Linked DNA regions of Homo sapiens: all the other regions are linked to region 2. The links are chromatin loops, found by intact Hi-C in ENCODE. Cell type or tissue: Caco-2. All regions are shown on one strand.

Region 1 (8,000 bases), 170 kb after region 2:
GTGGGCACTGGACCTTCCATCACTGGGTCTGTGTGTTTGGGAGGGTTCTGCCTCATCTCCTGCTTCTTCCCAGGGCAGGTACTTAGCCAGTTAGGGGGCAGGGGACACATCATGGACCAGGGCCTGGAGTGGGGAGGGGGCAGCTGCTGAGACCTGCACTGTCTACACACTGCAGATGGGGCAGCCTGGGGGCATCCACCTGAAGACATCCCGAAAGAGTGGGGAGAGGCTCAGAATGAGCCCGTCACCTGCAGCATGTGTGCAGGAGGAGCCCACAGCCACAGTCCTGGGCCCAGCATCCCCACCAGGAGGTACACATTTTACAACCTTGGGCTTCAGGAGGGGCTCTCAATCCTCTGAGGCCCTTCAGAGCCCACCTCCTCTATGCAAACCTCTTCACAAACAAAAAGGCAAAAGACACAAACAACCAAACAAAAGTCTTCCTCAGGTGACCTGACTTCTCCCTTCTCTGACTCACAGAGCGTAGAGTGTCTGGTTCTCGACAGTCTTGCACTTTTAATTATGTCAGGGCTTTTTCCATGGGTTTCCAGATAGGATTTGATCCCTTCAGGGAAGGAACCTTCATGACCCAGACCTGTGCAGGAGGCAAAGGAGCACCTTTTGGAAGTTTTGGGGGCTGCGTCTATGGACTCGATGGTGACCTGCCTGTACCACAGGCCACACTACATGTCCCCTGAGCCAGGGCCCTGGCAGCTGGTTTCTGCATCCTTCCCTCTCTGTTCAGTGGCCCTCAGTCCATGTCTATGGAAGCAATGCCCTTCCTTTCTCCCACCCGCTCAGCTTTTTTTCACCCCTGCTGGCCTCTTGTCGGAAATGAAATACACAGAGGAATTCCCTTTCTTGCATTGACTCCAGTGTAGACAGGGAGCAGATGGGACTGCTGTCTGCTGTCTACACTACACACTACTACACTGCTGTCTGCTGTGTGTGATAAGGACACAGATAGTCCTGGAGGACCTGAGGGACTTCTGAGGGTCAGACATATTCAGGGACACTCAAGCAACTCACATTTTATGTATATTTTATTGCTTTCTAATGCTTTATAAAATTAGAGCCACCCCAGGTCATCCATTCTCTGATGCTCTTTCTTTTAATGTCTTTGAACTCAGGATGTGTCTTGCTTAATTGAAGTCAGGCTCTTCCAGAGAGGGTTACAGTGACTTCTGTTGGGCAATTGGGGAACACTTTAAATTCTTGTAACAGCTTTATTGAGGTGTAATTGTTATGCAAAAAAGTACATATTTAATATGTGCATTAATAATTTGATGAGTTTGGACATATGTAAACACCCGTTAAACTATCACCTCAATCAAGGTAATAAATATATCCATCATCTCCAAAAGTTTCCTCATGGCTACGCTCTTTTAAATTTTTTTTTTTTTTTTGAGACAGTTTTTGTTCTTGTTGCCCAGGCTGGAGTGCAATGGCATGATCTCAGATCACCACAACCTCTGCCTCCTGGGTTCAACCAATTCTGCTGCCTCAGCCTCCCGAGTAGCTAGGATTACAGGCATGTGCCACCACACCTGGCTAATTTTTTATATTTGTAGTAGAGACGGGGTTTCTCCATGTTGGTCAGGCTGGTCTCAAACTCCCAACCTCAGGAGATCTGCCCGCCTCGGCCTCCTAAAGTGCTGGGATTACAGACATGAGCCATATTCCCAGCCAACTTAAAATTTATTTATTTTTAGAGATGGGGGTCTCACTATGTTACTGAGAGCGATCCTTTGGCCTCAGCCTTCTAGGTAGCTGGGAATAATGGCATATGCCCCTGCACCCAGCTTGTGCCACCCCACCCCATCTGCTTTTTTTTTTTTTTTTTTTAATAAGAGAGGGGGCCTCCATATGTTTCCCAGGCTGGTCTTGAACCCCTGGCCTCAAGGGATCCTCCCACCTTGACCTCCCAAAGTGCTGGGATTACAGGCATGAGCCACTGTGCTTGGGTGCCACACCCTATGCCTCTTAATGTGGTAAGAAAGCTAACATGAAATCTACCCTCTTAACAAAAATTTCAAGTATATAATACAGTGTTGTTAACTGTATGTGCATTTTTAAACATAGGTATAAAGTCATGTACTACAGCTGAAAGTGCTTTTTTTTCCCCCCTCATTACACTGAGAAATGTTTAAATGTTTTTGGTCTTAAGAATATTTCTGTTTTCACCTTGTACTATTGCTTGGTGAAAACAAGTTGCTGAAGTTACTTTGCACCCATGTAAAGAGGACTTCCTCCTATTTGTTCTAAAACTGCCTATTAGAATGTTCAAAGGGACTAAACACAAATGTATCCTTCATAACATGGTCTTGTCTCAGCCATTGTCTTTTCAGTGGATATTTTGTTTTCTCCACTTACCATGTGCAGTAAGAACAACAGTCTGGGGGTTCCAGACCCTCTTGGAGCTCACGTCTATAATGAACATATTGAAGTGTATGGAATGGAATGGAATGTCTCCAGTGGGCAGACTGCCTCCTCCCAGGGCTGGGCAGATCCGTGTGATCTCAGGGCTCTGAGCTACATGTGGGGACCAGAAAGCAGCCTGGGTAATGACCTGATGCATAGAATTGGGAGACAGCAAGGCTGGGGGTGCTGCTAGTTCTCCCTGGAAGACGCAGGCCTAGAGCCCTGGTTGATGGTCTGAGTAGGGTCCCAGCACTAGGCTCATGGTCACACCAGGTATAAACCTACAGGCCAACATGGAATGAGTTCCATCTCGTCTGCACTGTGGGCCTCAGCTCATGGGGATGTAGCTTTTCTTTGCAATCTAGAAATGTAGTCTGAGGAATACGTGTGTGTGTGTGTATGTGTAGCTAGAATAGCTTGCTCTTGGTATCAGCATGTTACTTCATTGTGGGGTTTCTAATTTGATCTTGTATTACTCAAAAGGCTCCCAAGGAACTTCATGTTTAAGATCCAATTCTGCATTTTACTTCTGCCAATGCCCCTTGTTTCTACAACATTCCAGAAGGTCCAAGCTTCTGAAATGTGTCTACATCCCGGCTGTGCTGAGACTGGTCCAGGGCTTGGCTCTGGGGGAGCTTATCTCATGACTTCCTTTGCTCTCACTTATTGGAACTGGTGGATTTTGCGGAGAGTAGACACGGCAGCACAGACAGGTGGGGACTTGCGTTCCATGGTGGCTGTGCTCCTGGAAGGTTTTGCATCTATCAGATGCTTTTTTCTTTGCTGAGGCACTCATACCAGAGGCACTAGACTGTGTGAGTGGAGTCTGCAGCATGGCTCCTGTCCTGGTAGCTGGACAGTTCAGTGGGGAAGGAAGACAAGGGCACAGGACACACATCTCCCCATGCTTGTCTTTTTGCTGCTCCCCATCCCCCCCAGACCTCTCTGGTGACAGCTGTATCAGCTGATGTCATAGAAATTGAGGAGGGATAGACAGACAGCTCCTGCAGCCCTGCTCTGTTGCATGAGAGCAGCTGGGGGCAGCTGTGGACTCTCAAGTACAGGGGACAGGGTGAGGAAGCGGAGCCACCCTGGCTCCAGGGGCTCCAGGAGAGAAGCGTGGGGAGTGCCATGATTGTCACCCCATCTTCTCTGCTGCTCCAGACCATGCTCCCCGCTGTGTCCCTCCATGTCCTCACTTGCCCTGGTGCTCAGCACCTCAGGGAGGGCCTGTGGTCTGTTACTGGCTCAGGGGCTGTGTTACACGAACTCCCCAGCTCTCGGGGCTTTGTGACTGCACATTTTCACTGACGAGAAACAAAAGGCAGTGACTTTGGCCAACAGTACTGGGGCAGTGGCCAGGAGGTGGGGCATTTGCGTCCCACCTGCTACCGTAGGTTTCTTTACTCCTGGCTCCTTCTCTCTCTTCCTCAAGTCCCAGGAAGTGAAAGGGAAGGAGTTAGGCCAATTTCGCTGAGATGCTTCTTTGAGATGCTGATGAGAAGGTGACCGAGGGAGCCCAAGCCTGAGGCGCCACCTAGGGTACAAGGTGTGCCCGGGCTTATTGCTGGACTACTGCAAGTCACCCAGTCAATGAAGTTCTAGTACTCACATTTAAAATTTAAAATAAAAAATAGAATAGAGAGAATGGGAAAGAAAAGTCATCAATCACTTTATAAAAACAATTTCTCATTTACAAAGGCATTCCTTTAAAATGTATGTTCCCGTCCTATATTTTAAGTTATTCAACTTAGTAATTTACGAAATGTTTTCCATGGAGGTGAAGGAAATGGCACTTACTGTGTAAAGTGAGCAAGAGATGGTGTCCCCCAAAGGGCAATACAGATATATTTGATTTTATGTTTTATTTTTGTCATTCATATTTTTCTTAAAGTCATAAAAATGAAAACCTAGGAATGTTATAAGAAGAAAAATTGATATTTATTTCTTATTTATATCCATCTAGGATGGAGGCCACCCATTCTTGACCAAGTCCTATTTATAAGCTGATGGCTCTCAAGTCTATATCCCCATCCCAAATGCTTTCAGACTCCAGACTCCTTCACCTAAGGGCCTGCTTGGCATCTCCATCTGAATGTCTGAACTCCCCTCAAAACCTGTTCTGCCTGCAGCTTTCTCTATCTTAGTGGCTGAGAGAAAAGGCCCAGGAATCATCCTTGACTTCTCTCTGCCAACTCACAGCCAATCAACCCATTAGAAAATCTCAAGACTGTTTCAAAATATATCCAGAATCTGACAACCTCTCACCACCCCCACTGTAGACTCCCAGATCTGAGGTACCATTATTCCTTAGCCTGGATGACTGCAATAGCATCCTAATTGACCTCCTTGCCTCCAACTTTGTCCCTCTGAAGTTCATTTCAGTAGAACATATCGATAGAAATGCAAGTCAGATGATGTCTTTTCTCTACTCAAAAGCCTGCAGTAGCTCCTGGTTGTACTCAGAATAAATGCCAAAGTCCCTCTTAATGACTTACAAGGCTCTGCATAACATGCACCCCACTCACTCTGCTCCAGCTGCACTGACTGCTGTTCCCTGAACACACCTGGCATGCTCCTGCCTCAGCTTGGGCACTGGTTTCCCCTGATCTTCTCCCAGACACCTGTGTGGCCACCTTTCACCTCCTTCAAGCATTTGCTCAAATGTCAAGGACTCAGTGAATCCCACTCTGACCAACTACTTTATCATCTTCATACCCAACAATCCATACTTAATATATTTGCTCAGCTTTCTTGAACTTGAGGTGGAGTTACTGCAATGCACTTTGGTTATTAGAGTCCTCTAGGTCCCAGTTTGCCTAGGACAGTCCCAGTTTACACCTTTTGTCCCAGGGTAATTATTAATAATGTCCTCTTTCACTTTTCAAGACTGACCTAGTTTGGATGATAAATTAACTGGTCATCCTAGGGGAAACCTCTGATGCATTTGGCTTTATTTCCTAACTCTCTCTATAGCATGTAGCTGGGTCAGAAGTAAATTTCCCATAGTTACCCCACTTTCTATTGATCTTTAGTGCCAGGTGGCAATATCTTTGGTATCTCCCCCAGTTCTCCACTCCTTCTCTTTTGAAAACACATAGGTACACACATGTGTATGTGCAGACATACACACACTCCATGATAATCTATAGAGACAGACAAGGGTAAAGGAAATTGTGTGAGCAGCTACTTGCTCTACTTCTGTACGATTTTGAGCAATTTATTATTTTTTGTGACTTTCCTTTTTTTTATTTTTTATTTCAATAGGTCAATAGGTTTTTTTGTTTGTTTGTTTGTTTGTTTGTTTTTTGAGACGGAATTTTGCTCTTGTTGCCCAGGCTGGAGTGCAATGGCACGATCTCGGCTCACTGCAACCTCTGCCTCCCGGGTTCAAGCAATTCTCCTGCCTCAGCCTCCGGAGTAGCTGGGATTACAGGCATGCACCACCACGCTCAGCTAATTTTGTATTTTTAGTAGAGATGGGGTTTCTCCATGTTGGTCAGGCTGGTCTTGAACTCCGGACCTCAAGTGATCTGCCCTCGACCTCCAAAAGTGCTGGGATTACAGGTGTGAGCCACCGCGCCCAGCCTATTTCAATAGGTTTTTTAGGGAGCAAGTAGTGTTTGGTTCCATACGTAAATTCTTTAGTGGTGATTTCTGAGACTTTGGTGCACCCATCAGCTGAGCAGTGTACACTGTATCCAATGTGTAGTCTTTTATCCCTCACCCCCCTCCCACCTTTTCCCCAGAGTCCTCAAAGTCCAATGTATCACTTCTTATGCCTTCTCATCCTCATAGCTTAACTCCCACTTATGAGTGAGAACCTATGATGTTTGGTTTTCCATTTCTGAGTTATTTCACTTAGAATAATAGTTTCTAATTCCATTCAGGTTGCTGTGAATGCCATTATTTTGTTCCTTTTTATGGCTGAGTAGTATTTCATAGTATGTATATATACCACATTTTCTTTTGTTTTTTTTTTTTTGTTTGTTTGTTTGTTTGAGACAGAGTTTTGCTCTTGTTGCCAAGGCTGGAGTACAATGGCGCAATCTCGGCCCACTGCAACCTCTGCCTCCCTGGTTCGAGCAATTCTGCCTTAGCTTCCCGAGTAACTGGGATTACAGGCGCCCACCACCATGCCCGGCTAATTTTTGTACTTTTAGTAGAGATGGGGTTTCGCCATGTTGGCCAGCCTGGTCTCGAGCTCCTGACCTCAGGTGATCTACCTGCCTCGGCCTCCCAAAGTGCTGGGATTACAGATGTGGGCCACCACGCCCAGCTATACAACATTTTCTTTATCCACTCATTGATTGATGGGCATTTGGGCTAGTTCCATATTTTTGCAATTGTAAATTGTGCTGCTATAAACGTGTGTGCAAGTATCTTTTTTGTATATGACTTTTTTTTTCTTTTATTATACTTTAAGTTTTAGGGTACAGGTGCACATTGTGCAGGTTAGTTACATATGTATACATGTGCCACGCTGGTGCGCTGCACCCACTAACCCGTCATCTAGCATTAGGTATATCTCCCAATGCTATCCCTCCCCACTCCCCCAACCCCACAACAGTCCCCAGAGTGTGATGTTCCCCTTCCTGTGTCCATGTGGTCTCATTGTTCAATTCCCACCTATGAGTGAGAATATGCGGTGTTTGGTTTTTTGTTCTTCTGATAGTTTACTGAGAATGATGATTTCCAATTTCATCCATGTCCCTACAAAGGACATGAACTCATCATTTTTTAATGGCTGCATAGTATTCCATGGTGTATATGTGCCACATTTTCTTAATCCAGGCTATCATTGTTGGACATTTGGGTTGGTTCCAAGTCTTTGCTATTGTGAATAGTGCCGCAATAAACATACGTATGCATGTGTCTTTATAGCAGCATGATTTATAGTCCTTTGGGTATATACCCAGTTATGGGATGGCTGGGTCAAATGGTATTTCTAGTTCTAGATCCCTGAGGAATCGCCACACTGACTTCCACAATGGTTGAACTAGTTTACAGTCCCACCAGCAGTGTAAAAGTGTTCCTATTTCTCCACATCCTCTCCAGCACCTGTTGTTTCCTGACTTTTTAATGATTGCCATTCTAACTGGTGTGAGATGGTATCTCATTGTGGTTTTGATTTGCATTTCTCTGATGGCCAGTGATGATGAGCATTTTTTCATGTGTTTTTTGGCTGCATAAATGTCTTCTTTTGAGAAGTGTCTGTTCATGTCCTTTGCCCACTTTTTGATGGGGTTGTTTGTTTTTTCTTGTAAATTTGTTTGAGTTCATTGTAGATTCTGGATATTAGCCCTTTGTCAGATGAGTAGGTTGCAAAAATTTTCTCCCATTTTGTAGGTTGCCTGTTCACTCTGATGGTAGTTTCTTTTGCTGTACAGAAGCTCTTTAGTTGAATTAGATCCCATTTGTCAATTTTGTCTTTTGTTGCCATTGCTTTTGGTGTTTTAGACATGAAGTCCTTGCCCATGCCTATGTCCTGAATGGTATTGCCTAGGTTTTCTTCTAGGGTTTTTATGGTTTTAGGTCTAACATGTAAGTCTTTAATCCATCTTGAATTGATTTTTGTA
Region 2 (8,000 bases):
TTAACCAATTTCAAGATTAAAATTTTTAAATAGTAAAATAATAAAAAATTATAAAGTTCTTAATGGTCTGACAACTCAATTTTTTTTTTTTTTTTTTTTTTTTTTGAGACAGAGCCTCTCTCTGTCACCCAGGCTGGAGTGCAGTGGCAATCTTGGCTCACTACAACCTCTGCCTCCTGGGCTCAGGTGGTCCTCCCACCTCAGCCTTCTGAGTAGCTGGGATTACAGAGATGCGTCACCATGTCTGGCTAATTTTTGTATTTTTAGTAGAGATGGGGTTTCGCCATGTTGGCCAGGCTGGTCAGGCTGGGTTCGAACTCCTGGCCTCAAGTGATCCGCCTGCCTCAGCCTCTGAAAGTTCTGAGATTATAGGTGTGAGCCACCGTGCCTGGCCAATTCTTAAAGTTTGAAAGAATATAGCTGCCCCAACCTAGAGTCTGACAAAAAGTTACTCTAATATAAGGCATATTCTTTATTTGACACTCATCGTTAGCAGAAGTGGACAGCAATTCACTAAAGAACCAGAACAAGAACATCATTTCACTGAAGACGAGAAGAAAAATTATTTCAATTGTAGCAGCTTGAAGGCCTGAAGGTGGATGTTAGGAAGAACAGGGAGCATGGCTGGACACTGGGGAGCATTAGTGAGATTATTAGGTTTGGTTGAATTGGAACTAGATATCAGTGACTTAGACCAGAGGGAAGCTGATTTCTCTATTGGTTAAAGTCCCAGCTGGTAGTAAGGTTCTATTCTACAGGCCAAGAGGGCTGCAGGTTCTTAGTTTTTCACTGTGCCATTCATGGGGTATTCCTCGCATCCCCACAGCCCAGGGGTCCCCTACCAGCCAATGGAAAGCCAGAAAAGGGAAGGGATGAACAGTCTCCTCTTAAAGACATGACTGAGAAGTTGCTTACATTCTATTGGCCAGAAATAAATCCATGGTCACATGACAGGCTGGGAAATACAGTCTTTATTTAGGGTGCCCATGGGCCCTGCTGAAGATCCAATTACTATTTATTTAAAATTGACATATAATAATTGTACATATTTGTGGGGAAAATAGTGATGTTTCGATACATACAAGGTATAGTGATCATGTTGGAATAATTAGCATACCCATCCTTTCAAACATGTATCATTTCTTTGTGTTGGGAACATTCAATATCCTCCTTCTAGTTACTTGAAACCATATTTTATTAACTCTAGTTTTACCCTTCAGTGGTATAGGACACTAGAATTTATTCCTCCTGTCTAGCTGTAATCTTGTTTGTTTCGTTTGGTGTTTTTTGTTTTTTTGTTTTTTTTTGAGATGGAGTCTTGCTCTGTAGCCCAGGCTGGAGTGCAGGGGCATGATCTTGGCCCACTGCAACCTCCGCCTCCTGGGTTCAAGTGATTCTCCTGCCTCAGCCTCCCAAGTAGCTGGGATTACAGGCATGCACCACCACACCCAGCTAATTTTTGTATTTTTAGTAGAGACAAGGTTTCACCATGTTGGCCAGGCTGGTCTTGAACTCCTGACCTCAAGTGATCCACCTACCTCAGCCTTCCAAACTGTCGGGATTACCGGTGTGAGCCACCGGGCCCAGCCACTAGCTGTAATTTTGTATCTTTTAACAATTCCGTCCCTATTTCCCCTTTCCCCCTACCAATTACTATTTATTAAAAGGGAAATTGGATCTTGCCATCCGTTTATCAGGAATTAGTTTTTTCTCTGCTAAAGCCAGCGAGATAGACCAGAGTACCCTTTAAATGATTAAATCCTGTAGTCAATTTTTAGTAATCTTAAATTGATCTATGACTATGAAGTATAATGCATTACATCAGTTTGACTTTATTTCTGGTCTTAAGTGTGAAAACATTTCTAAATGACAAGGAAGCTCTTTATAAAGGGCTTTAGTGATGGTGGAAACTCCACTGTCCATCTCTACCAGGACATTCTGAAACCAGGCTTGATAATGGCTGTAGGGAGTTGGGTTAGACAATAAGAGATAAGTTCTTAACTTGGTTCAGATGTCAGAGGAAAGCAGAAAATGGTGTCTCTGGCATAGTAAAGAAAATTGTTGAAATTTCCCAAAGGAAGAGTCATAGCCTGGATGACTGCAAGTGCCTTCTTTGGCTTGGGGGTTCAGTTACTAGTTAGAGTCAGGGGAACTTCCACAGGACTTCCTTTGACTCTCCAAACAAGCTGAAGCCCCAGACCCCTTGGAAGGATGGATACAAAGTAGGTACTAGAACAGTCTTTGTCATCAAATATGGTATTTCTCAGGTGTCACCTCTGTGTTCAGAGCTACCCTGAGCCCTCTGCCATGTAAGCTCTCTGATGGCACAGATTTTTATCTGGCTTGTTTTCTGCCGTTATCTTAGAAGCTAGAATAGTGTCTGGAACATCATGGGTATTCAATGAATATTTAAATAAATAGATGAAATTAGATATAAGAAACTAGGTGCTTAAACAGGCAGGAGGTAATCTGGGAAAAGAGCAGTTAGTTTGGAATCAGAATTCTTGGTGTGTCATCCAGCATTATGTGAGTTTTAGGCTAAATACAGCCTTTCTGAGTCTCTATCTGCTCATTTAAGAAACAGAGACAATACTGCTCAGGGTTGTTGTGAATGTTAAAGGTACATGGTAAAAAAGAAAGTATTTGTGTTTTGTAAACATTTGAATTGATAAGAGGACAGTGTGAGACAAAAATAAAATCCTGGGTGGGCACGGTGGCTCACCCCTGTAATCTCAGCACTTTGGGAGGCTGAGATGGGAGGATCACGAGGTCAGGAGTGCGAGACCAGCCTGGCCAATATGGTGAAACCACGTCTCTGCTAAAAATACAAAAATTAGCTGGGCGTGGTGGCACGTGCCTGTAGTCCCAGCTACGCCGGAGGCTGAGGCAGAAGAATCGCTCGAACCTGGGAGATGGAGTTTGCAGTGAGCTGAGATCACGCCACTGCACTCCAGCCTAGGCAACTGAGTGAGACTCCATCTCAAAATAAAATAAAATAGAATAGAATAAAATAAAATCCTTTCCACATATATGCGGAAATTTTATGTATGATAAAAGGGGCCTATTAGTCTTTGGGAAAGGAATGGATGGATGATGAGAAAGTAGGCTCATTTGACAAAGAGAAACAAAATTAGATTCCTATTTTAACACGCAACAAAGATGAATTCCAAAATACCTATTGGGTACTATGCTTATTACCTGAGTGACGAAATAATCTGTACAGCAAACTCCTGTGACACACCATTTAACTACATAACAAACCTGCATACGTACCCCTGAAACTAAAGTAGAAGTTAAAACCATCAACCCCCCCAAAACAAAAATGAATTCCATCTGAATAAAAGGTATAAATGTGAAAGTCATCATGCTAATAGATATTATGAAATATAAATTCAAAACCTGTATAAAAACTGAAAAAATGTAAAACGTCACAATTAGAATAAGAAAATTTAAATAGAACAATGAATATTAAATAAACTAAAATGCTAATAAAATGTACTCCTTAGGGCCAGGTGCGGTGGCTCACACCTGTAATCCCAGCACTTTGGGAGGCCGAGGTGGGTGGATCACCTGAGGTCAGGAGTTTGAGACCAGCCTGGCCAATGTGGTGAAACCCTGTCTCTACTAAAAATACAAAAAGTTAGCCAGGTGTGATGGTGGGCACCTGTAATCCCAGCTACTTGGGAGGCTGAGGTAGGAAAATCACTTGAACCCAGAAGGCAGAAGTTGCAGTGAGCCTAGATCACGGCACTACACTCCAGCCTGGGCAACAAGAGCAAATCTCTATCTCAAAAAAAAAAAAAAAAAAAAAAAGGCCACAGAAATGTCCATCCAGCAGGTGGACAATTACCCTTTTGTCAGCCGTTCCTCTGTTGCTGACCATTAGATCCACATTTCTTTTCTGTCCGCCCTGGTCCCCTGGTGCCCCCTTTCCTGGCCCCTGTGACATATTGTCATGTAGCTCCAAGTATTTCCCCCCCTCATATCCCTCAAGTGCTCCATTTTCCAAATGCATTTGACTTCCTACTCTCTTAGCCCCAGCTCTCTGGTATTCTGTGTAGCTGACTTCCACAAGGGATCTGTTGGGAGCTTGTAACTGAACTGAAGTCATGCACATTGTCAATGGCTAGTAGACCTTTACCTGGTCCAGAGTTGTCTGCATTGTTTAAAGAAGACGTTTGTTAATCCAAATTAATCTTTGATTTGCATGGAGGCAGTAGGTCAAATCAAAAGGAAATTTTCCTCTCCCTAGCAAGCAAACTCAGAAACAAACAAACAAACGAAAACCAAGAAACAAAAGGAAAGGTTCCTGTTGGGATAGAGAAACAGTGGAGCAGGGCAGCCACCTTACACATAGGCTAGATCTGCTTGGGAATCTTTCTTCTAATCGAGGCCCCTAAAATATTCCTGATTTTCACAGTTGATTTCATTTCTTCCCTCCTGAACTTACAGAGCCTTTCAGTAAACACCAGTATTTGTCCCTCCCCGTGTATGCCCAGTGGTTTCCATGGCAGCAACGGTTGCCATAGAGAGGTGAAGAGAGGTGTCGGTGCCCTCTTTTGTAACTGTGGGTTATCTATAGATTGGGGGTGGCCTCTCCTAAAAAAGACTAATATGTAAATAAAAGGAATAAGAATCAAACAAATATAAATCAGGGCTCAAGTCATTTGTTTTCCTAAACCTTTGTGGTTATCCATACCATTTAACCTTGACTTTCCTTAAATCATACCGGTGCGTGTGTGTGTGCAGAGGGAAAGGGCTGCAAGAAGACTCTGGAAGCTAGGACAGGTCTCAGCAGGTGAGGGCTCAGGCCCAGAGGCCAGCTGGGGCAGCAGGGAGCAGAGTTATCTGGGCCATTTGCTAATTATCTCAGCCCAGACGAGTCTGCACGCTATGTGGTTTAATACCTTCACCAGAGGCAAATGGTTTTGGACTCACAAGAATTGCTCATGGCCAGAGGCAATGGACAGATGCCATATGAGAAAGGGCTGAGGCCAGGAACAGAGGCAGGGTTATCTCACTGGAATGGAGAAGCTAAAATGACATTATCTTTACTTCTGCCCTGGTTATTATCCCAAGGCAACTTCAGTGGGCTTGTTTTGAAGTCAAAGCCTCAACTATTTATTGTGAGGGAGATAATTCATTTTCATTTTCCTGCCAGAGATGTCAGTCTTACTATTCATCCTGTATCCTCTATTAGATACACAGAGCTTCTTCCTTCTGCTTAGGCTGCCCCAAATTCCATATAGGATTCTTTTTGAAGAATATATATCATCCAAAAAGAGGTCCTAGGAAATGTGGCTTCACAACCCTGGGGTTTGTTTCCCTGGCTGCTGTCTCTCTCTCTCTCTTTTTTAATTTTTTTTGGAGACACGGTATCACTGTGTGGCCCAGGCTGGAGTGTGGTGGCGCCATCACTGCTCACTGCAGCCTCGACCTCCTGGGCTCAAGCAGTCCTCCCACTTCAGCCTCCCAAATAGCTGGGACTACAGGTGTACTCCACTATGCCTGGCTACATTTTGAATTTTTTGTAGAGATGGGGTTTTGCCATGTTGCTCAGGTTGGTCTCAAACTCCTGGGCTCAAGCAATCCACCCAACTTGGCCTCCCAAAGTGCTGGGATTAGAGGCATGAGCCATCAGGCCTGGCCATGCTGCCTCTCTCTCCTTCAAGGTAGACTTCCTCTTTCCTTCCCCTTCTCCCTGCTTCTTTCTCCTTCTCCTCTCCTTCTCCTCTTCTCCTTCTTCTTCTCACAGCTTTTTATTGACTTATAACAGGCACACAATAAACTGCACACAGGTAAATCATATAATTTGACATTTTGGTACAGGAAATCATCATGAAACTGAAAGCATTACCACATCGAGATTGTGAACATACCACCACCAGAAGTTTTCTTGTGCCCCTTTGTAATTCTTCCCACTGCCCTCTCCCCAGGTTGTCCCTGATCTGCTTTTTGTCCTTGTAGATTAGTTGCATTTTCTAGAATTTTGTATAAGTGGAGTGTATCTACAGTATGTTCTCTTTTGTGTCTGCCTTCTTGTACTCAGCATAATTATTTTGAGATTCATCCACGTCTTTGCATGGATCAGTCATCTGTTCCATTTTATTGCTAAGCAGTATTCCACTGTATAGATAAATAACATTTTGTTTATCCGTTTACTTGTTGATGAACTTTAAGTTGTTTCCAGTTTTGAGTTATTAGAGTAATGCTACTATGAACATTTGCATATGAATCCTTGTATGGACATGAACTTTCATTTCTTTTGGGAGTAGGATAGCTGGATCATATGGAATGTATATGTTTAACTTTTAAATAAACTGCCAAACTGTTTTCCAAAGTGGTTGTACCATATTACATTGCCACCAACAATGTATGAGAATTCCAGTTGTCCTATATTCTCTCCAACATTTGATATCGTCGGTCTTTTCAATTTTAGTCATGCTAACAGATATATCATGGTACCTCATTGTGTTTTAACTTGCATTTACCTAATGACTAATGATGCTGAGCATATTTTAATGTATTTATTTGCCATTGACATATTTTCTTTGGTGAAGTATCAGTTCAAATCTTTTGTCCATTTTGAGGGAGGTTGTTTGCTTTCTTATTGAGTGTTGGACATTCTTTATGTAATGGATATAAGTTCTGGACTTAAGTTCTTTATCAGACATATGCTTTGGAAATGCTTTCTCCCCGTTCGTTATTTGTCATTTCATTCTCACATTAGTGTCTTTTAAAGAGTGGAAGTTTTACATTTTGATGAAATATAATTTATCCATTTGTCCTTTTAGAGATTTTGCTTTTAGTATCATCTGTAAGAAGTTCACAAAGACAAACACCTGGTTGGTGGGGAGGGGCTAGGGGAGGTGGGTCACACTAACCAGGTGTTTGTCCTGAGAACTCACCCCAATAAACTTCTGCATGCAATCTCCATCTCAGACAGTGTTCCTGGGGAATCCAACCTGACAGATGATTATTTCCTAATCAGTTTGCAAATAATGCAAGGACTTAAAAGATTGTAACTATCAATCTTCAGGCAGCCCGGGAGGCTCAGGTATGAGAGATGGGAAAAACAGAGAAGCAGTTTGTCAGTGGCCCCAGATGGTGTAGAGTCCAAGTCACTTGCCTTAGTCCAAGGGGCTTTCCCTCTCACACCTCACATCACTGAGGGAATCCAGCTGACAGTGGGAGGGGGAGAAAGTACCTGGCAGGCTTCCGCCTTCTCAGTGTGGCAGGGACCTGGATGACACAATGAGGAGAGAGCGGGAAAGAAGGAGACTTTTTGTATAGGGCCAAGGGAAGCTGAACAGAGGCTCACCCACTGGGAATAGGGGATCACAGCATTGGAGGGGAGCCCTGATGAGGAAGGTAGACAAGACGACTTTGTAGCTTTTCTTAATTCCTGTTCAATGGGGGCAGAGGTGGGAGATGAGAAGTCAGAGGAAATTGTACCAGAGGTACGATCAAATTGAACGTTATGGTATTCAAACATTTTTATTCACCTGTGGATGTTGATGAAACCAAGTGAACAGAACCAAGGGGTGGGCGAACAAGATCTAACAGATGTGTTTCCTAATTACTCCTTTGCCACAGACATTAACCAACATTGCGTCTTCCATCTTGACATAAATCTTGTCCTATTCTGTCCCAAGGGTATGTGCCCCCCCCTTTTTAAGTTAGAATAGTGCCTTCAAAAAAGACTTGGGCTGGCCAAGCGTGGTGGCTCATGACTACCCTCCCAGCTACTTGGGAGGCTGAGGCAGAAGGATAGCATGAGCCCAGCAGTTCAAGACCAGCCTGAGCAACATAGCAAGACCCTGTCTCTAAAAAAGTTTTAAAACAAGCAGTCTTGGGCTTCCTCATGTCAGTGAGCTTCACTTTATAGAGCAGAGATACTTATATATATTTTTTGTAAATTTAATTGTAAAATAATGATGAATACATTAATTGTATTATAAAGTCCTTTCACCTATGTTCCCTCATTTCACCTTTACAAT
Region 3 (8,000 bases), 63 kb after region 2:
CCGATGATGGTGGCTGCCATTTATTGAATGTTTACAGTGAGTATTTTCTCATTTAGTCCTTCAAAGCACTTCACAAGATAGATTCTCATTTTATAACTAAGAAAACAAAGGCTTGGACAGGTTAAGTAACTTGTCTAAGATCACACAGCCAGGACAGTGGGAAAGGGGTGACTGCGCGATGTCTGATTTTGAGTCTATGTTTGTGACTATTAGTTATTCTACTCAGGGTGACCGGCAATCCTGCTTTACTTTGGACTGTCCTGGTTCCAGCACTTGAAGTCCCATATTCTGAGACACTCCTCAGTTCCAGGCAAACCTGGACAGCTGGATTTACTTCCTTGGCAGTGACAGTCCTCTTTCCACTGAGCGCTCAGGGGTCCGTGTGTTCTTCACACCTGGATGGTCACCTGGGTGCGGTTGAGGCTGGGTATTTTCCATAGTGGCCCCCGGGCAACAGTAGGCACATAATTGGTACCAAAGGAAAAAAAATCCTAGTGGAGTTAATGAGTGAATAAATGACTAACGTCACCTACAGCAACTACTTTCAGATTATGTATTGTGAGTCAGGCACTGTTAGGTGCTGTGGGAAATAAATAAGTGAGTTTCAGCTAAATAACTGAGTAATGTGAGTAACTGAATTGCACTCTAGTGTAGAGACTTGCACTGTTGGCGGTGTCAACAAAGATTCATGAAGGGATATTGCACCGCAGGCTTGATGGCTTTAATAACCCACAGCAGTAACGCCACTCTGTTTCGGTAGATCCTGAAGTTGATAAGCCTAATCCCTCACACGGTCTAATTCTTCTGCCTCCCAGCAGATGTGTGAGATATTCAACGCCGCTTCACAGGCAGGGAGAGTGAGTCAGAAAGGAACACAAGCTCATGATCTAAAGCTGTGATTGCATAGTGGCGGCCCTCAGGCCACCTCCAGGCCACTGTTGTGTTTTGTGGTCTATATAATTTTTTTAAACAAAATTGAATTGGTGACTCACACCTGTAACCCCAGTACTTTGGGAGGCTGAGCCCAGGAGTTCAAGACTAGCCTGGGCAACATGGCAAGACTTGGTCTCTACAAATAATAAAAAAAAAGTAGCCGGGTGTGATGATGCCCACCTGTGGTCCTAGCTACTTGGGAGGCCGAGGTGGAAGAATCACTTGAGCTGGGGCAGTTGAGGCTGCAGTGAGCCATGATTATGCCACTGCACTATTGCATGACAGTATTTGAAGACTGGAAGATTTTGCATAAAAATCTGAATTTCTAGTCCCTCTCGATGAAATGGAAGATATGACAGCCCTGTGTTCTCAATCATGGCTGTCACTTGTGATGAGGCATTGACCCTTCAGTTTTCTCATTTCCAGGGCAGTCCTGGCCTGTGTTACCTGAGGCATCAAAACGAAGAGACCACAAGGTAAAGAAAGTATCTCCAGTGGAAGAAGACATGTGACTATAGCAGCCTCAGGGACCCCAATGGTTGTCCCATGTTCCAAAGGATCAAGAACACAGTTGTGAGGAAAAGCCACCTCTGCCAAGGCCAGAAGCAGACCCCTTTCTCCTTCAGGAATCTAGATGCTGTCCCTGACTTCTCCTTTTGCATCATCTTTGTTCTCCTCCTGTTTAGTCAAGTCATAAAACAAACTTTTGGTTTTTTCCAATTAACCATTTCCTTCAGTAAGCGGCAACGCCACTCTTACAGGTGTTCAGGCCAAACACTTTGGAGTCCTTCTTGACTCTCTTATACCCCACCTCACTGCCTGTTTCTGCCATCCTGGTGCAGACCACCATCAGCTCTTGCTTGGGACACCGTGGAAGCATCCTGATTGCTCCTCCTGCTTCCATCCTCACCCTGCTGCTGCCTATTCCCAGCGCTGCTGGGGAGGGATCCTGTCAAACCATAAATGGGATAGCCAGGCACAGCGGCTCACACCTGTAATCCCAGGGCTTTGGGACAGTGAGGAGGGAGGATCGCTTGAGCCCAGCAGTTCAAGACTGCAGTGCCCCATAATCGTGCCTGTGAATAGTTACTGTACTCTGGCCAGGACAGCATAGCAAGACCCTGTCTATACAATTAAAAAAAAAATTAGCTGGTGCACACCTGTAGGCTGAGGTGGGAGGATCACTTGAGCCCAGGAGCTCGAGGTTATAGTGAGCTGTGATTGCACCACTGCATTCCAGTCTGGGCAACAGAGCAAGACCCTGTCTCTAAATACACACACACACACACACACACACGCACACACGGCCTGATGCAGTGGCTCATGCCTGTAATCCCAGCATGAGCTCAGTATATATTTAAATACACACACACACATATATGGCCTGGTGCAGTGGCTCATGCCTGTAATCCCAGCATGAGCCCAGTATATATTTAAATACACACACACACACACACACATATATATAATTTATATTATATATATTATATATTTGTATATATATTTATATATATATATATATATAGAGAGAGAGAGAATGAGAGCAAGAGCGAGCGAGACTGGTGCGGTAAGTAGCTCATGCCTGTAATCCTGGCACTTTGGGAGACCAAGGTGGGAAGATCACTTGAGACCAGGAGTTCAAGAACAGCCTGGGCAACATAGTGGGACCTCATTTCTACAAAAAGTAAAATAAAAATTAGCTGAGTGTGGTGGCACACATCTGTAGTCTCAGCTGTTCTGGGGGATGAGGCAGGAGAATTGCTTGAAACTGGGAGGTTGAGGCTACAGTGAGCCTCAATTGCACCACCACACTTTAGCCTGGGCAACAGAGTGAGACTCTCTCAAATAAATAAGTGGTATCTATCTGTATTATATATAGATATATAATATATATCTGTCTATCTATCTGACCATGCTCCTCCGATCAGCTCAAACCCTCTGCAGTTTGAGTCACTCCCTTATCCTCACTGTGGCCCCTTCCATTCTGTACCCTCATTGGGCTCCAGTCACACTGGCCCCTAGCCCTGCTCCATGGATCTCTGAATACCACAAGCATACTACTGCCTAGGGTCTTTGTAACTGCTGGAGGTTTCTGTTATCTAAGGCTGCATAACAGATCATCCCAAAACTTAGTGGCTTTAAACAGTAAGAATCATCTATGATCTCTCATGGTTTCTGTGGGATGGGAATTCAGGATCAGCTAGGCAGGGTGGTCCTGGCTTATGGCCTTTCATGAGGTTGCAGACAGATGTTGGCAGTAGCCAAGTCATCTGAGGCTTGGCTAGTAGGGGGCTTTACTTCTGAGGGGACCCCCTCATGTGGCTGGCAAGTTAGTGCTGGCTGTTGGCCAGAGCCCCAGTTCCTAGGCACGTGGAGCTCTCCATGGGTTTGCATTAGGATGTCTTGAGGGCATGAAGGTTGGATTTCCTCAGAGCAAAAGTGTCCAGGAAGCCAGGTGAAAGCTGTAATGCCTTTTATGACTTAGCCTCCAAGGTCACACACCATCACTCCTGATCCATTTGGTCGGTCACACAAAGCCACCCTGATTCATAGTTGGAGGTGCCACACGAGGGTGCAAATAATGGGAGGTGGGGATTGCTGGGGGCATCCTGGAGGTTGCAATCATGCAGGTTTCTGCCTGTGATGTCCTTCCCTCAGCAACTGCAAGGCTGACCCGTGAATCCTTAAGATTCCTGCTCTAATGTTCCTTATCAGAGAGGCCTCACAGCCTACCCCTTTTAAATAACTTCCCTACCCTCCTGACATTCCTATCCTGCTTTTCTTTTCTTCACAACACTTATACCTGCAGTGCTATTTCCTTGTTTCTTGTCTGTCTCCCTCCAGTAGATGAATCCTCAGCATTTAGACCGGTGCCTGGTACAAAGGCTGCCAATGTTTTTCACACGAATGAATAGCTTATATGCATTAAATGTTATGAATGAATGAAATCTTACCTCTTTGAACAGGCTTCATCACATGCTATCAAGGGCACATACTAACGACACAATTTATCACTGTTGATGTTAACCTTGATCACCTGGCGGAGGTGGAATTTGTCAGGTTTCTCCACTGTAAAGTTACTGGGTTTTTCCACTTTTCCATTCTGTATTGTTTGGAAGGAAGTCACTATGTGTAGCTCACACTTAAGGAGTGGGAATTATGAGGACTGGGAAATCTACATAATTTATTTGGAATTCTTCTGCACAGGAAATTTATCTCTTCTCCCTCATTTATTAACTTGGCAATCATTTATTTATATTAGCATGGATTCCTGGATATTTATTTTATACTTTGCATTATAATCCAATCCTACTTTATTTTGTTGTTCAAATTGTTCCAGCTTTGGTCATTGGAAGCTCTTTCAGTTGGCTTCCATGCTCCTTGGCCGTATTCCCATCAGTGTGTGTGTGTGTGTGTGTGTGTGTGTGTGTGTGTGTGTGTGTGTGTATTTGTAGCACTTCCTTTATGGCACTACAAGATGCACCAGACTCATTTTGGTGCATATTTCCTTCATTTCCTGCCCCAGGAGGCAGGAATGCCCCTAATGTTTCTAAGGAGCCTTGGTTCCTTTTATTGAGAATGGTGTTAGAAACCAAGTTATGCAAATATGCTTCCAATTATTCTATGTCTCACCATTTCCTCAGGCACTGCCCTAGTCTAGGCCGTCACCTCTCTTTGTGGCAACCTTCCAACCATCCACAAAACATACTGCCCCTACGTTTCCTCTACTTCTTTCTCCCCATCCTTTCTTCTTTTAGGCAGAGGCATCATTCTTAGTGATAAATCGGCTCATGTCAGCCTTTCAGTGGACATCATTGTTCTCAGGATGAAGTTCTCCCGTGTATGGTGTAAAACATTCTTCTTGACCTGGGCCTGCCTACCCCTCCAGCCTTACCTGTCCCATAAACCCAGCCTGGAGGCTGAGCTCCAGCTGCACTGAACTACTTTCCTTTATTTCTGTGTCTTTACAAATGTCCATACAGAACTTTCCACTGCTGAGAAACAAGCTCTGAGCCTAATGACTGTTACCATGTTAAAATATCTTCTCGCCAGGCTTGGTAGCTCACGCCTGTAATCCCAGAACTTTGGGAGGTTGAGGGGGGCAGATCACGAGGTCAGGAGTTGGAGACCAGCCTGAACAATATGGTGAAACCCCACCTCTACTAAAAATACAAAAATTAGCCAGGTGTGGTGGTGTGCACCTGTAATTCCAGCTACTCAGGAGGCTGAGGCAGGAGAGTCGCTTGAACCCGGGAGGTGGAGGTTGCAGTGAGCCAAGATCATGCAACTGCACTCCAGCCTGGGTGACAAAACGAAATTCCATCTCAAAAAATAAAACGTCTTCTCTCCTTTCTTGTGTGGGGTTGAACAAGAGGCAATCATTTATTTAAAAGCCCCCCTGTGATATGAAAATAAAATATTGGTCTCCCCCACCACCCAGTTCCTGGCACACAGCTCCTAAATCCCTTGGAATTTCTTGGGTGATAGGATGTCTTTTGTTCTAATGAGGCCACTCCTGATAGCTAGAGAGTTCAAGAAGGGCAGTTGACAGAGGACCAAGGCATGATTAAAGGGTGGAACTTTCAGCCCCACCCCCCGACCTCCAGGGAGGGGAGAGAAGCTGGAGATAAACTTAATCACCAAAGACCAAATGATTTCGCCATCATGTCTGCAGAAAGAAACTTCCATAAACCCCCTAAAGGATGGGGTTCAGAGAGCTTTCAGGTTGGTGAATACATGGAGCTGCTGGGAGGGCCGTGTACCTGGAGAGGGCATGGAAGCCCCATGGCGCTTCCCCCATACCTTGCCCTGTGCATCTCTTCCATTTGGCTGTTGTTGAGTTGTTTCCTTTATAATAAATAGTAAATGTAATGAGGTGTTTTAATGAGTTCTGTGAACTGTTCTAGCAAGTTCTCAGACCTGAGGAGGGGGTCATGGGTACCCCTGATTTATAGCCAGTGGGTCCAAAGAACATGCGGCAACCTGAGACTTTCAAGAGTCCCCATGTGAAGTGGGGAGTTTATAGGACTGAGCCTTTACCATGGAAGGTCTATGCTAACTCTAGTAGTTAGTGGCAGAATTGAATTGAGTTCTAGGATACCCATTTGGTGTCAGAGAGTTGGAGAATTGGCTGAGATGGGAAAAAGCTCCCATATATTTGGTATTGGAAGTGTTGAGAGAAAAAACAATTCACTGCTGCCCTGCCACCCCATCCATCTAGCTTGCTGTGGGCCAAACTCCATGCTCTGCTCTAGAAATGCATGTCTGTCTGTGTGCCTGCATGTCCCTGTGCACGTGTGTGTGCTGGGAGTGGGCCCGGCTGGTCTTGCCTTTTACTGCCCTGTGGTTGCATTTGCCTGCCTCCCGCCATGCAGCAAGTGTCTCATGAAGGCAGCAGACACTGCCGGTACATCTGAATAGTCCCAACACCTGGGAATGTGCTTGCAGATACTCAAGTATTTGCAGCTTAAATTATCATCCAATTGAATAACTAAACTAAAAGATGAATAAATACGATAAGGGGTAAATGAATGGATGAATGAAGTGGTTGTATCTTTCTCCTTTGCCCTTAGGGTCAGAAGTGGTTTCCAAATGTTGAAATTTTGACCATTGAATTGAGCTGACTTGGATTCTCAATGTTGGTCGACAGTCTGGTGGCAACAGGAGTGGCCTCCCTGCACTGGTGAGCACTCACTCCCCTTTATGCAAGCATGACAGTAAGGAGGAAGGAAAGCGTGCGCAGGCACGTGGGAGGCTGCCGTAAGCTCCCAAGGGGAGGGCTTCTAGCAAAAGTGAGGTTTTCTTTGCCCTTGATGTTCTGAGAGCACCTGAAGAAGCCACACAGCCAGTCAAGCCCAGGTGCTTGTTTCTGGTCCAGTTCAAATACGTAAGGCCTGGAGGTGCTCTGGGGAGGTGTGACTGCAAACGCTGTTGGGATTTGAATAGGCAGAAAAGAAGGTGAGAGAGGCTGGGGAGGGGATGTGGGACAACCTGTGTAGGGGCCAGGAAGGGCATGGCCTGAGGAGGGGAGAGGGCAGGAGATGGGGAACGTGACACATTGTGAAGGGTCTTGCATGCCAAGGTAAAGAGCTGAAATTGTTCCTGTAGGCCGTAGAGAACTCTTTTAAAATGGATAATCAACAAATAACTACACCTTTACTTTTTTCTACAAGGTAATACATGCTAATTATAGAAATGTTGGAAAATATAGAAAAGAATAAATCCAAAAGGAATCATGAGTCAGCGTATCACCTAGAGAATGCAATGCCTTTGATGTATTTCCCTCCAGTAACTTTTGGTCACAGTCGTCGTAGTCATATGTTACACGTGCCTTATAACTTGTTTTAAAAATATCATTAATATGTTATGAGCATTTGTTCATGAAGCCATCTTTTGAAACCTGATTTTTAATGGACGCACAGTAATTCATCTTTATAGCCAGCCCTTCATGTCTGTGGGTTCTGCATCTGAGAATTAAACTAAACTTGGATCAAAAGTATTTGAAAAAGTAAAAATAACAATACAACAATAAAAATAATATAAATTTAAAAATATAGTATAGCAATTATTTTCATAGCATTTACATTGTATTAGATATTATAAGCAATCTAGAGATGGTTTAGAGTCTAGGGGAGGATGTTTGTAGGTTATATGCAAATACTATGCCATTTTATATTAGGGACTTGAGCATCCCAGATTTTGGTATCCTCAGGGATCCTGGAACAAATCTCTCTGTGAATACTGAGGGAAGACTGTAATGTACTTAATCAATTCTTTATTAATGGTTATCTGATTATTTTAAATTTTTCAGGGTATGTGAAGGCTCGATGGCATTCTTGTATATACATAGTTACATGTACCTCGGATTATTTCTTAATAAATTTATAGAAGCAGAATTACTAGGTCAAAGGTTCTGCAGATTTCAAAGGCCTTTAGTGCCCTAGGTCCTAGGGAATGACTGGAAGTTTCTGAGAAAGGTGATGTGGGAAGTGTCTTCTTTTCTTCTCGTTTTTGCTGATTACTTTTAACTTTTTTATGGAGGACAACCCCTGAGGCTTCTGCCTGGT

The links. Peaks named below come from ENCODE experiments on the same cell type or tissue, not always from the same donor. Only the 100,000 strongest peaks of a DNase experiment are listed, where the experiment ranks them.
Region 1: it touches region 2 in a loop (3-fold over the local background); 2 of 110 quality-filtered maps call a loop at or near these places.
Region 3: a loop joins it to region 2, with 2.1 times the contacts of the local background. A loop is called at or near these places in 4 of 110 quality-filtered maps.

What each region holds. Positions count from the first base shown.
Region 1 is chr18:49,764,248-49,772,247 of GRCh38, forward strand. No RefSeq gene overlaps it. Among named protein-coding and RNA genes, the nearest start is that of ACAA2, 45 kb to the right of the region's middle. In Caco-2, a CTCF peak has its summit at 3,938 (motif pointing left); a DNase peak (open chromatin) is centred at 3,944.
Region 2 is chr18:49,592,846-49,600,845 of GRCh38, forward strand. It overlaps LIPG (lipase G, endothelial type), which reads left to right. Exons shown (of 10, transcript NM_006033.4): 10 at 1-6,340. Among named protein-coding and RNA genes, the nearest start is that of LIPG, 35 kb to the left of the region's middle. In Caco-2, no CTCF peak of the experiment used is centred here; a DNase peak (open chromatin) is centred at 4,876.
Region 3 is chr18:49,655,528-49,663,527 of GRCh38, forward strand. It overlaps LOC105372112 (a long non-coding RNA gene), which reads left to right. Exons shown (of 5, transcript XR_007066363.1): 2 at 6,507-6,616. Among named protein-coding and RNA genes, the nearest start is that of LIPG, 97 kb to the left of the region's middle. RefSeq lists enhancers at 3,410-4,019, 7,764-8,000. In Caco-2, no CTCF peak of the experiment used is centred here; DNase peaks (open chromatin) are centred at 3,534 and 5,524.